4 separate regions of the Homo sapiens genome follow, and all the other regions are linked to region 1. Evidence: chromatin contacts called from ENCODE Hi-C or POLR2A ChIA-PET data. All regions are on one chromosome and are shown on one strand. The core of a region is the stretch at or near the end of the contact, and the rest is flanking DNA. Distances in the headings are between cores, read along the strand shown.

What was found. Hi-C counts contacts between places; a loop is a spot of excess contacts on that map. ChIA-PET counts read pairs that join two places held with the same protein, here RNA polymerase II (POLR2A). Pooled maps may share reads with other maps.
Region 2: a loop to region 1 is called in a map of CD4-positive, alpha-beta memory T cell, with 12 times the contacts of the local background. The contact joins the promoter of ERO1B here to the promoter of COA6 in region 1. A Hi-C loop is called at or near these places in 2 of 168 maps with a recorded cell type or tissue (CD4-positive, alpha-beta memory T cell and naive thymus-derived CD4-positive, alpha-beta T cell), 1 of 37 single-sample maps with no recorded cell type and 14 of 50 pooled maps.
Region 3: a map of dorsolateral prefrontal cortex shows a loop between it and region 1 (3-fold over the local background). The contact joins the enhancer-like site here to the promoter of COA6 in region 1. A Hi-C loop is called at or near these places in 1 of 168 maps with a recorded cell type or tissue (dorsolateral prefrontal cortex), 1 of 37 single-sample maps with no recorded cell type and 6 of 50 pooled maps. POLR2A ChIA-PET finds 5 or more read pairs at or near these places in 1 of 52 experiments (K562).
Region 4: a loop to region 1 is called in a map of naive thymus-derived CD4-positive, alpha-beta T cell, with 15 times the contacts of the local background. The contact joins the promoter of MAP3K21 here to the promoter of COA6 in region 1. A Hi-C loop is called at or near these places in 1 of 168 maps with a recorded cell type or tissue (naive thymus-derived CD4-positive, alpha-beta T cell), 3 of 37 single-sample maps with no recorded cell type and 8 of 50 pooled maps. POLR2A ChIA-PET finds 5 or more read pairs at or near these places in 2 of 52 experiments (HCT116 and MCF 10A).

The regions. Positions count from the first base shown.
Region 1 is chr1:234,371,772-234,374,705 of GRCh38, reverse strand. It overlaps COA6 (cytochrome c oxidase assembly factor 6), which reads right to left and starts at 1,250. Exons shown (of 3, transcript NM_001206641.3): 1 at 1,028-1,250; 2 at 317-476. The coding sequence starts at 1,239. It overlaps COA6-AS1 (COA6 antisense RNA 1), which reads left to right and starts at 1,113. Exons shown (of 2, transcript NR_125961.1): 1 at 1,113-1,283; 2 at 1,496-1,899. RefSeq lists enhancers at 867-1,416, 1,238-2,062.
Region 2 is chr1:236,280,581-236,283,514 of GRCh38, reverse strand. It overlaps ERO1B (endoplasmic reticulum oxidoreductase 1 beta), which reads left to right and starts at 1,557. Exons shown (of 16, transcript NM_019891.4): 1 at 1,557-1,833. The coding sequence starts at 1,732. RefSeq lists silencers at 1,213-1,802, 1,843-1,892 and an enhancer at 1,963-2,162.
Region 3 is chr1:235,414,002-235,416,935 of GRCh38, reverse strand. TBCE (tubulin folding cofactor E) reads right to left here. Exons shown (of 17, transcript NM_003193.5): 4 at 2,318-2,503. Among named protein-coding and RNA genes, the nearest start is that of TBCE, 48 kb to the right of the region's middle. Within about 2 kb of position 1,497, at least 3 of the 41 ENCODE cell types and tissues checked have a DNase peak (open chromatin) inside an H3K27ac peak, as active enhancers do; they include dorsolateral prefrontal cortex, where a contact is called at or near this core.
Region 4 is chr1:233,326,290-233,329,223 of GRCh38, reverse strand. MAP3K21 (mitogen-activated protein kinase kinase kinase 21) reads right to left here and starts at 1,500. Exons shown (of 10, transcript NM_032435.3): 1 at 391-1,500. The coding sequence starts at 1,195. It also overlaps a transcript of PCNX2 not described here. RefSeq lists silencers at 857-1,056, 1,246-1,397, 1,197-1,496, 1,687-1,986.

The DNA.
Region 1 (2,934 bases), core at 1-2,500:
CTGCCCAAGATTAAATACTACCCCTTCAGAAGATCCTGGAAAAGTCTACCAGTGAAATGAACTGGAATTTTTTGGTTACTGTTCATATGTTTGTTGTGTTTTTCGATGCTCTTTAATGTGTCAGTTGACATTCTCCAAAGATCTAGCTGATGTAAGTGCGTCAAATAAGGCTGAATTACCAGGCAAGGTTTTCTCTGCGCCTCAAAGAAACTGTTAATTGACATGCCTCAGAGAGCGCTTCATGTCAGCCTACCACTCACAGTATAAGCTCGATGTATCTTAACAGGGAAGAGAAACACATCAAAGTGTGACTTACCCACTGTTGGGGACAACTTGATTCGAAAGAGCTTCTTAACTTCTTGCATTGAGAAGCATCCTCTAAGTTCTCATCTAAACACTTCCAGTACTCATCCCGGGCCCCCCAGCAGACCTGTCTTTCCTTCATAGATGGGGCTGCCATTCCTACTGCGATGAAGCTGTTGGCCAAAATAATATTTGAGATTAACAATGAACTTTGTAATCTGAAGAGAAGATAAGGAAAGAGGAAAACCGTCAATCTCCTCTTCCTTTAAAACTAAAAAAAAAAAAAAAAACAAAAACAAAACAAAACCATGCTTAGGGATTTTGATGAGGCAACTGAACCCAATCAGTTCTCAGTGGCAGCATAAGGCCACCCGCTCTTGAGGCTTATCTCACACTGTGTGATTTGATCCCTGCTGGGGCGGCAGCGTGGGCTCAGAAAGCCCGGCTGAGAACTGTGGTTCTGTCCCAGTCGCTTAGGGCAGCTCATTTATTCTCTCCGAGCCCGTTTCCCACCAGTAAAGCGGGGACAGCAGTGCCTAGTTTACAGGGTTACTGTTCGAACCTAAGCGCTGTAGAAACAGGTGTGTGGGGGCCACAATCACCAAGCAGGCGATTGGAGTGCCACCCCGTTTTGCACAAGAGGAACCCGCGGCTCGGGGACAGTAAGGGACCTCCCGGGCCCATAGTCCACGCGCGCCCCACCCGGACCCATCAGCAAGCCGACCTCTCTGCCCGCCCACGTCCGGCTTCCTTTCGATGTCGACGGGAGGAAACTGTCACGCAGGCCACCAACCGGCGGTGGAGGGCGCGGTGCCGAGTCCTGCCACTGCAGGGTCGCCCCGCTGGCTCAAGCTCTAGAAGCGTAGACCTCCCCAGCCGCAAAAAGCAACTCACGCGGCGAAACCGCGGACTCTTTTGACCCTTCCGAGCTACCATTTACTTTCCATAGAGGGGCGGGACTTCCTGTTTCGCTTTTATCTGTAAGACCGACTTCCGGCCTTCAAGGGCAAGAGGGGTATATACGTATATATCATCGCACGGTGTGTCCCGGAAGGCTTGATATGCTAGTCCCGCGGGACAAGGCGAGCCGAGGAGTTTGTGTGGAAGTTTGCATCTGAGAGTGCGAGAGCTGGACGGAGTGTTACAGAGCCGCGATGCCTTCTCGTTTTGTTTTGTTTTGTTTTTGATACAGTGTCTCGCTCTTCCGCCCAGTCTCGAGTGCAGTGGTGAGAACACGGCTTACTGCAGCCTCAAAATCCTGGACCCAAAAGATCCTCCCACCTCAGCCTGCCTCCCAGGTAGCTGGGACTACAGGCGCACAACACCATCGCTTCTTGGATTAAAAGAAAAGGATGAAACGGGCCCCAGAAAGAGGCGGTGACGTCCCAGAACCCATGGCAGGGGAGTTGGGAAAATAAATATTTGTATTGTTTTAATCTCCCTTGTGGCTTTTTTTAACCCCCGAAACAGCAAGGTATTTTTAAAAGGGATGAAGAGAGTTGCTTCAAATGTTTTGAGACGTTGTTATTTTTAATATGTGAGTGAATATCTTAGAAACAAAATGAACAAGAAATAAAAATTTTAGAAAATATATGAGTTAATCTCTCAGCAGAGTCTTTATTAAAAAGCATGTTTATGGTCAGTCATCTGGCACCCCGTTCTCTTAATAGATCCCATCTGCTCCATCATCTAGTTCTAAAACATTTATATAAGATGCAATTTACAATTTTGCACTCAGTGCAGTTTGATCCATTCCAAATTCAATATATGCAGACTTTTCCGGGTGGCGATGTGAGGCTACGTACCACCAAATATGTGTTCTGCAATATAGAAAGTATTTCCCCCATAGTTAATGCACTCTCATAGTGGAGTTACTTTAGCTTTACCAGAGCCACCCCCTTCTTTTACATCATGTCTATTGACGTCAGTTTACATATAGATATCTTTTAAATATGACTGATGGGATATAAAAGGAATGAAAGGAAAGAGTCTTAGATGACTTCTGAGTCTAAAAAGGAAATGTGTTTTAAATTTAAAATTTATAAGTACCTAATGAAAAATACATATGAAACAAAGTGAAGTGACAGAATTACAAAGAAAAAAAATGCCTGGTCATATTGGGTAATTTTAACAGGACTTTCTCACTAATCGTTAAGACTAGCAAGAGAAAAGTTAAGGATATAGGAAACGTGAATAACATGATGTAAAAATGACGCAATTAATATGTACAGAACAACACGACCAAAATCAGAATGTACAGTTTTTTGAAAGCAGACACATCACCACAGTCAACCACATACTTAGTTATAAAGCAACTCAAGAAATTTTGAAAATTGAAATAATTGTCATTTTTTACTACAGTGCATTTAAGATAGAAATCAATAAAGAACTGTAAAAACAAGCCTGAATAACACAGAGACAGAGTCAATGGTATTGAGAAAATATTTTGAACTGAACCATAAAATAACAATAGCAACACCTGTGGGATGAAACTGAAGCAGCACTTACAGGGACATTTATAGCCATAAGTAAGTGTATTAGAAGAGTCTGAAAAGTCTTGAGCTGAAAATCCCTTTTCAAGAAGTTAGAAAAAGGACAGCAAAATAAGACAGAAAATAGAAGGACAGAAAT
Region 2 (2,934 bases), core at 308-2,807, 1.9 Mb before region 1:
CCAATTTCTTTTTGCTTTTAAGCTAGGGAAGATCTGGACAGTTTGGAGGCAGAAGGGAAAGAGTTGCTGGAGGGGAAAAGGACAGGCAGGACTGGCTTCATGGGCATGTGACCTATGCAGTCAGCCACCCCAGGACCCTGCATTTGGTTTAATGCTCTGCTGGTTCTGAAAGGTATAAACCACTATGTGGTAGGCTGATTAATGACCCTCTATTTATAAATCCTCATCCTAATCTCTGGAACCTGTGAATATGTTATCCTATATGGCAAAAGGGACTGTGCAGATGTGATCAAGTTGAGGATTTTGAGATAGGATGGTCTGTAACCAATGTAATCACAAGGGTCCTTATACAAGAGAGACAGAAGAGTTAGGGTCACAAGAGAAGGCATGTGACGAGGGAAGCAGAGAGAGTGAAGGAGATGTGAAGTCATGAGGTAAGGAATGCAGGTGGCCTCTGGAAGCTGGAAAAGGTAAGGAAACACATTGTCCCTGAGAGCCTCCAAAAGGAACACAGCCCTACAGGTCCATTTTGGACACCTGATCTCCAGTACTATAAGGTAATGAATTTCTTTTGTTGTATGCAACTAAATGTGTGATAGTTTCTTACAGCATCAATGAGAAACTAATACACGCTACATAAACACAAGGGAGATGTATTACTCGTTTTGTAGAAATCAAAGGCATTAATAAAACTAATAGCAGTTACCATTTATTGAGTGCTTCCTAGGTGCTAGGCACTATACTCAGCTCTTTCTGTATCTAATCTTATGTAGCCCTAGAACAAGATATGAGGTGGGAATTAAGGCCCAATAACTAGCTAGAATGTTTTAGAGTTGGGATCTGCGCCCAATCTATGTCACTCTAAGTTTTTTTTTGTTTTACCCCATCCCCATATTTCATCATAAGCCTTTGGGTTTGTCTTCATTCTTTAGCATGCGTTATACTCGCACGTGTCAACCTAGGAGTCGGGCTGGGGCGGGGCAGGAGATGACATCCACATCTAGGGTGCATGAAATTAAAAAAGAGCCGAAGCCATCTCTACAAGTCACAGGTAGCTTACATAGGCACCCACAGCAGATGTGAGGCTACAGAAAAATGAATGAGACAAAGAATACGCTTCAGACCGAAAGTCAAAGATCCCGCACCGTCCGTTCCTAACTCGCCCGCGTACTGGGTGAATCCTAGAGCCTGGCGTCTGCGAGGACTCCAGGAGCGACAGCAGGGACCGACGCAGAGAGGTCCTCAGCCTGGTTTCCCGGAGAAGAGGTCGCCCCGCTTCCCCCGCCCGCACCCCCCGGTGTTTTGGAGGCCCGCGTGGTCCCGCCTCATTGGCCGCCGCGGAGCCCGAGGCCTCGGGGAGGCGGGGCGGCCTTCGCAGTTGTAGTTCCCGAGTCCTCTCGTTCAGCGGCTCCGCCTTCCTGCCGCGGCGCCTAGGCGACCGCCCAGGACCACAACTCCCACAAGGCCCCGCGCTTGGGGGCGTGGCCGAGGAGCCAAGCGAGCCGGGGGCGGGGCCGCCTGGGGGATGAAGTGGGGGCGCTCGCCTTTCCTGCCTCACTCGCAGCTGCCGGGTGTTGGGGAAAGAGTCGCCTGCCTCCGGACTGGAGTGCAGACCTCTGACCCTGGAGTCGCTCGGCCGCTGGGAACCGTCCCCTTGGGTCGTCGCCTGGGCCGCCCGTCGTTCCCCGGCCCCGAGGGGTCCGGCTGGCCGCGGTGTGGGTAGAGGTCAGCATGAGCCAAGGGGTCCGCCGGGCAGGCGCTGGGCAGGGGGTAGCGGCCGCGGTGCAGCTGCTGGTCACCCTGAGCTTCCTGCGGAGCGTCGTCGAGGCGCAGGTAAGCCCGAGTGATAGCGGGCCGGGAACCCCCGGCCGAACACCCGCGGCCGCTACACACGGGCCGCGGCTGTGACGCGGGGAGGGCCGGGCAGGGCCGGGCCAGAAAAGAGGTGATTTCTGGCGAGCAGAAAACCCGGGGAGCAGAGACCTGACCGTCCAGTGCGGGAAACATCTGCGAACCGCCCGCAGGGTGGGGGGACGGCGACACTCCGGGTAATGGCAGTCAAAAGAGGAAGATGGTGACGGTCCCCCTGAGCTGTTTTCGTTTTTTCCTCTCGGATGTGTTAAGCGGCTGGGAGTGTGGCGGGAGATGGGACGGGCATGAACCACCTCGGCTGTCTTGCGAAGGGAGCGAGCGCCCAGAGAAACGGTGACGTCCTTCCCTTCAGGAGTTAGTGAGGGAGGGAGACTGAGAGTTGGGGGCACTCCGCAGACCCCCGAGGCCCCGCCAGGCGCAGGGGATTGGGAGGGGGCAAGACTTCACTCGAACTGTCGGACTAGAGCTTTCTGGGCTTTTACTCTTCCTCGAGCACCTTCCCTTGCTCAAGATTGCTTTATTTTTACCCAGCTGAGCTGTGTCTGCCAAGTGGCATCGCCAGGTAAGTCCCAATACGAGACTGGGGGGGTCTGAGTGGGGCGTTGTGGCTCGTGGATGGAGGCTCTGGCTCTGGCAGTCGTGAGGTGCTGGCTGGTTGTTGATGTGAAGCGATGATTACAAGTGTTCTCAGTGTGCTAGAAATCTGAGGCTTAGCTGACCAGATCCTTTCGCCTTCAGAGAGGTGTTTGCTTCTATTCAGTAGAATTTGAATTGATTGCCAGGTGCTGCTGCTTGTTGTCTGCACCTGCTGCAAGGAGGCAGCACTGCTGAGGGCCAAAAAAATAAAACGAAGGTCTCAGGTGGCCTGATGATGAGGGGAGATGTCATTTGAAGCAATTAGTGCTCATCCAAGAAAAATTGAAGGTGACTCTGAGTGTAACCGTGAAAACATGTTTTTCTGAATTGAGTCACTTTATTTCATGGTTTTATGGTGCCCTGCACTAAATCCCAGAGTGCCTGAATAGTCCGTTTGTGTCTGTGTTTGAACCATAAAAATAAAAG
Region 3 (2,934 bases), core at 248-2,747, 1.0 Mb before region 1:
CTTAGAAACAATAAGCAGCTATCTCTAACTTCTGTCAGAGCCAAAAGTGCCTTAGCTGGCGGCTGAACCCAGCCTAACTCCAACACTGGCTGCATTCCACCAAGCTGTCTCATAATTTCTGAATTGACTAATCTCCAGCCAACATATGAGATTACTCCAGAATCTCTAAAATTTTACCTTTTCAATCAAGAAAGACACTAGCTAATGATTAAATGCAATGATACTCAAGTAGTAGGGTCATTTACAGAAAAATTCATGAGTTACATAGCTGTTCATAAACTAGGGGACGAAAATCCATTTGCAATTTGTTAATATTCTCAGAAAGAGATTAACCAATTAAAAAAATGCTTCCTTTGGGTAAGAGATATGTAAATATTTGGGGTTTTTTTTTTTTGGTTTGTGTGTCATTTGAGACAAGGTCTCACTATGTCACCTAGGCTGGAGTGCAGTGGTGCAATCATGTCTCACTGCAGCCTTGACCTTCTGGGTTCAGGTGATCTTCCCACCTCAGCTTCCCAAATAGTTGGGACTATAGGCACGCACCACTACACCCAGCTAATTTTTGCATTTATTTATTTATTTTTTTTGTAGAGACAGGGTTTTGCCATGTTGCCCAGGCTATTTGTATTTTAAATGGGAAAAAATAAAGCAAAGAACTCTAACCCTATGAAGCATGTAGTTCTTTAAATCCAAGTAAATCAGTAGGGTAAACAGTAAAAACTGTTCATGATAGTTACGTCTTTTTTTTCTTTTTTTTTTTTTTTTTTGAGACAGAGTCTCATTCTGTCACCCAGGCTGGAGTGCAGCGGCATGATCTCGGCTCACTGCAACGTCCACCTCCCAGGTTCAAGCGATTCTCTTGCCTCAGCCTCCCAAGCAGCTGGGACTACAGGTGCGTACCACCACACCCAGCTAATTGTTTGTATTTTTAGTAGAGACAGGGTTTCACCATGTTGGCCAGGCTAGTCTCAAATTCCTGGCCTTAAGTGATCCAACTGCCTCGGCCTCCAAAAGTGCTAAGATGACAAGCATAAGCCACCGCACCCAGCCCGTTTACGATACTTATATCTAAGTGGTGGCATTAATCATGATACTTTTTTGTTCAATCTGTAATTTCTAAATTCTCAACAATAAAGGTATCTTGTTTTATAAAGAACAGTCCATTTGTTCCTTTTTCTAAAACTCTTGATTTATTCTGAGTTTTTTTTAATGGGGGCCATGTATGCTAAAGAGTAGATGTACCAAGAAATGTATTTATTTTCCACATTGTCCCCATGTGCACTTTTATTAATAACAACAATAACAAAAGATAGTAAAGAAATTTACTTTGGACAGAACTATAGCTTAATTCTTTTAGAGACTGAAAGAAAATATATTGCAGGCCTCCAAGTGGCCACAAATTTATCCTCACAGTGGCCACCAGGGGTCCTTACCCAGATGCCTCGTCCAAGTCACTCACCACAGTAGGAAGCTGCAAGGCCTGGCCAGTTCTTGTGCAGCCATGACTGGTTTTGTGTAAATACTATCTTTCTCTCTCTTTGATTCAAGCAGTTCACTGGAATGACTAGAAAGCCTCCTTGTACAAAGTCACAATATACAGTTTCAGAGAAAAGAGAATGTTCTTGTGCAGCAGTTTTAAAGGGCATTATTTTAAGGCCGGGTGCTTAATCCCTGTAATCCCCAGTGCTTTGGGAAGCCAAGGATCACTTGAGCCCAAGAGTTCAAGACCAGCCTGGGCAACATAGCAAGATCCTGTCTGTATAAAAATAAAAATACAATACAATACAATACAATAAAATGCATTAGAGCCCATATCCCAAAATTGTGATTGAGCAGATCTGGGATGGGACCAAGGATGCCGCATGTTCCACAGCTCCCCAGGTGATGAAGATGTGCAGCCCGAGGTGAGAACTACTCCCTACTATTAACAGACGGCACCAGCACGCTCCACGGCATAGGGAACAATTCAGACTGCTGTTTCCATTCCCAACTTACCATCATCACCATGAAATAGAAAAGAACCCAAACGTCAGCCTTGGTTACTTAGTCAACACGAGATAATATGATGTGAATAGTAATAATGGGCCAATAAATATTTCAATTGCAAACTGGATAAATCTACCAATCCTGTGCTAACATAAGAATTTTAATTTCCCTAAATAATTCTTGGATTCCTCAGATTTTGATTCCGTTTCTGTGGAACCATAAACCAGTTTAGGAGCAAAGTCATGAGCATCCATATACAGTCATGGGTATTTCAATTCTGAACCTTAATAAAACCATAAAAGTCAGCTCTGCCGTTATAAACTCCACTTACCTTTGCTGTTTCATAATAGAGTCAAAACCGATAGTCTCCACAGGTTTATTTCCAATTGTAACAATTTGCTCTTTTCTATCTTCCTCTGGTCCATCTTCTAACACATAGCGGTTCTTAATTGCAGTAAGAAAGTCTGTTCCAAAATTTACCTTGTTCGGACGAATAAAGGATCCTCCTGTCGGGTGCCTGGTAAAGAAGAGCAAATGAAACACAGAAAATATTACCCACCAAGAAAGGCCATAAATACAATTTTCTGAAGGTCTTCAAAAATTTCTACATGCTAAAAAATCAAAATTAGCATAAAAGAGAATATCACATACTAAAATAATATATAATCAGTATGATTGACCATAAAGGGTTATGATCTTATGCAAGCATGTTAAATCCCTTTAAATAAACTAACAAGTAATATGAAACTGACAATTCACATTAGAAAAAACAGAAGTATTAAATCCATGGGGGTGGCCAGGCACGGTGGCTCATGACTGTAATCCCAGCACTTTGGGAGGCCAAGGCAGGAGGACCACCTGAGGTCAGGAGTTCAAGACCAGCCTGGCCAACATGGCGAAACCCCCATCTCTACTAAAAATACAAAAATTAGTCCAGCGTGGTGGTGC
Region 4 (2,934 bases), core at 251-2,750, 1.0 Mb after region 1:
TGAAGACGGTCATGGGTTCCATATAATCTGCAGAAGGCCTCGGTTTGCAAAGTCCTACCCAGATGAATCACCTCTGGTATTGAAAGGCCAGACTGCCCCCTGAGGTTTCTAGGAGATCCAGGTATTTTACAAATGTTTCCTCTACAAGCAAGTCTGGTCTGAACTTTTTTAAAAAGCACCCAAAGGCAAGTCAAGGTTAAGCGTGTCACCAGCCCCAAAGCAAGTAACCAAGGACTAGCTGGACTTCCGAGCCCTGAAGGCCTGGGCATGAGTTGCTGCTGGCGCCCTAAGGCTGACTCCCACCTCTTTCCATCTGGTACTATGTCCTGTGGAGCCCGCCTGGGCTGGCACGGAGGTAGTCTTCCCCCACCTCCCTCTGGCCCCACTTACTGTTGCTGGACTTGAGGTCCCGGTGCAGGATGGGCACGAAGGCCTCCTCATGCAGGTAGAGCATGCCCCGCGCTATCTGCACGGCCCAGTTGACCAGCACGTGCGGAGGGATGCGGCGCGCGCGGCGGGGGCCGGGCGCGCGCGGGTCCGGGGCGGCGTTGGCAGCGGCCAGCGCTCGGTTGAGCGCTCCGCCGCGGGCGAACTCCAGCACCAGGCAGAGGTGCGGCTGCTGCAGGCACACGCCGCGCAGCTCGATGATGTTGGGGTGCCGCAGCATGGCGAAGAGCCGAGCCTCGCGCCGCACGCTCTCGGCAGCCGCCGCCGCGTCCTGCTCCGGGTCCTGGCGCGCCGCCTTCACGGCCACCTCCTGGCCCTGCCAGGTGGCGCGGTACACCTGCCCGAAGCCCCCAGCGCCGATGAGCTCCTTCAGCTCCAGCCGCTCGAAGGCGACGTGTACCGGGGAGCTGGGCCGCGAGGGCGGCGGCGCGGGGCTGGCGGCCGGGCGGCAGGGAGCCACGTAGTTGGCGGGGAAGATGCCGAGGCGCCGCTGCACCTGGCCTGCCCACCAGCCCTCGTCGCCCGACACGGCGGCGTCCTGCGACAGCACCTCCACCAGCTGGCCGCGCCGCAGGCTCAGCTCGTCCTCGCCGCGAGCCTCGTAGTCATAGAGCGCGGCCCACAGCCCCGCGCCCGCCGAGGCCGAGCCGCCCGAGGAGGTGGACGACGAGGACGCTGAGCCGCCGGGGGCTCCCCCGGCCGAGGACACCGGGGTGTCGGTCGCTCCCGCGGCGCCCCGCAAAGCCATGGGGGCAGCTGCGCGGGGAAGGCGGAGCGGGAAGCTGGGCTCAGCCTCCCGGGCGGCCGCGGGCGCGCATCGTCCGGCGGTGTGGCCGTCGGCGCCGGGGGAAGGCGAGGGGGTAGGAATCGCGATCGGTGACGGCAGAGATCACGGGCTAGCTGCCCAAAGGGTCCAGCCTCGGCCCGCGTTCCTGGCCAGCCGCCTCTGCTGCCGCAGCGGTCCCCGAAGCCGCGGGCGACGTCCCACCATGGTCGTGCCCAGGCCCTGCGGCCGGCCCGCCCGCCGCGCGCTCCTTAGCCAGAGCCTGGGACGCCCCACCCCACCCTAGCCGCGCCAGGGCCGCCCCGCCCCCTCCGGCTCCATTCCGCACCGCCCCCCCACCCCCCCGGGCCCGCCCCTAGGCCAGTCCCCAGGGCCTTCCCGCCCCTCCCCCAGCCGCCCCGCCCTCTCCAGGTTCATTCCGCCCTCCTTGACCCGTCCCGGGCGCCCAGTCTGCGCCCGCCCTATGGGACCGCCTTCCTAGGTTCGCCCCACCCTTCCCCACCAACTGCACCATCCCGCCCCGCCCTCGCCAGGTTCACTTCCCTTTTCTGTGCCAGTCCCCAGAGCCTCGTCCCGCCCCTGGCGCCCGGGCCCGTCCCCCACCACCTTGGGCCGGGCCCGCCCCCTGGGCCCGCCTGGCTGGTCCCACCCCGCCCCCGCCGCAGGTGCTCCGGAGCAATGGTGAGCCGCGCCCACATGGTCTGGGAGGCGGGATCGGCCGTCATCCGCTATAAATTTTCGGGAGAGTTTAAATTAAGCCAAAGGTAAGACTGAGGGAGGGGACGCTTCTCCAAGAAGCGGTGGGAGAGGGTTGAGAAGATGTGGGGCTTTAGGGTGTGGCGGGGAGAGAGAGAGTTGCAGTTCAGGGAGAGTGACAGAATCTCAGAACGGGCTACAGAAGAAATTGTAGCGCGGTGCCAGACCTGGGCCAGTGCGAGTGGCAAGTCACCATGCTAAGTGCGTTTGAGCCACCGTGCATCTCAGAACTGACTAGGTTACAGATCGCAGCGCAGAGTGACCCGTGGTCGGTATAGTCCCAGAAGCTCCATGATGGTAAATCCTTTGCTTATTTTTACTGTCTACTCAGATGGAAAATGCCCCAGTCTCCCTGGAAACCCACAGGTTTGGGTTTAGGAAGCATTGGCAATGGCTGGGTGCCAGACGTTGGTAGGTTACTGTGGCAGGTGATGAGGCTAAAAAGATAGAAGAGCTTAGTTATTAAAATTCTAAAATATTAGATTATCCTGTAGTAGGCCAGAATTTCCTAACGTGTGGATCCTGTACTTCCAATAACAGAAGGGACAATTTTAGATATTATGAGGATAGGACATACAGTAACATTCTGAGTTACATAAAGATAAATTTATTGTCTTTTCAGTTTTCTTTGTCTCTCAGATCAAACTATTTATTGGCTGTGTGACCTTGAGCAAGTTTCTTTATTTCTCTATGACTCAGTTTTCTCATCTATAAAATGGGAATATAATAAATAGTACCTACTTTATAGGGTTTTTAGGAAGACTAAATGAGTTAATAGTTTTACAGTGGGTCTTCTGCATCCACAGAATCAACCAACAGCTGGTCAAAAATGTTTTTTAAAAACCCAAAAAATAACAATACAAATAATACAAATAAAATACAGCATAACAACTATTTACAGAGCATTTACATTATATTAGGTATTATAAGTAATCTAACTATTTAAA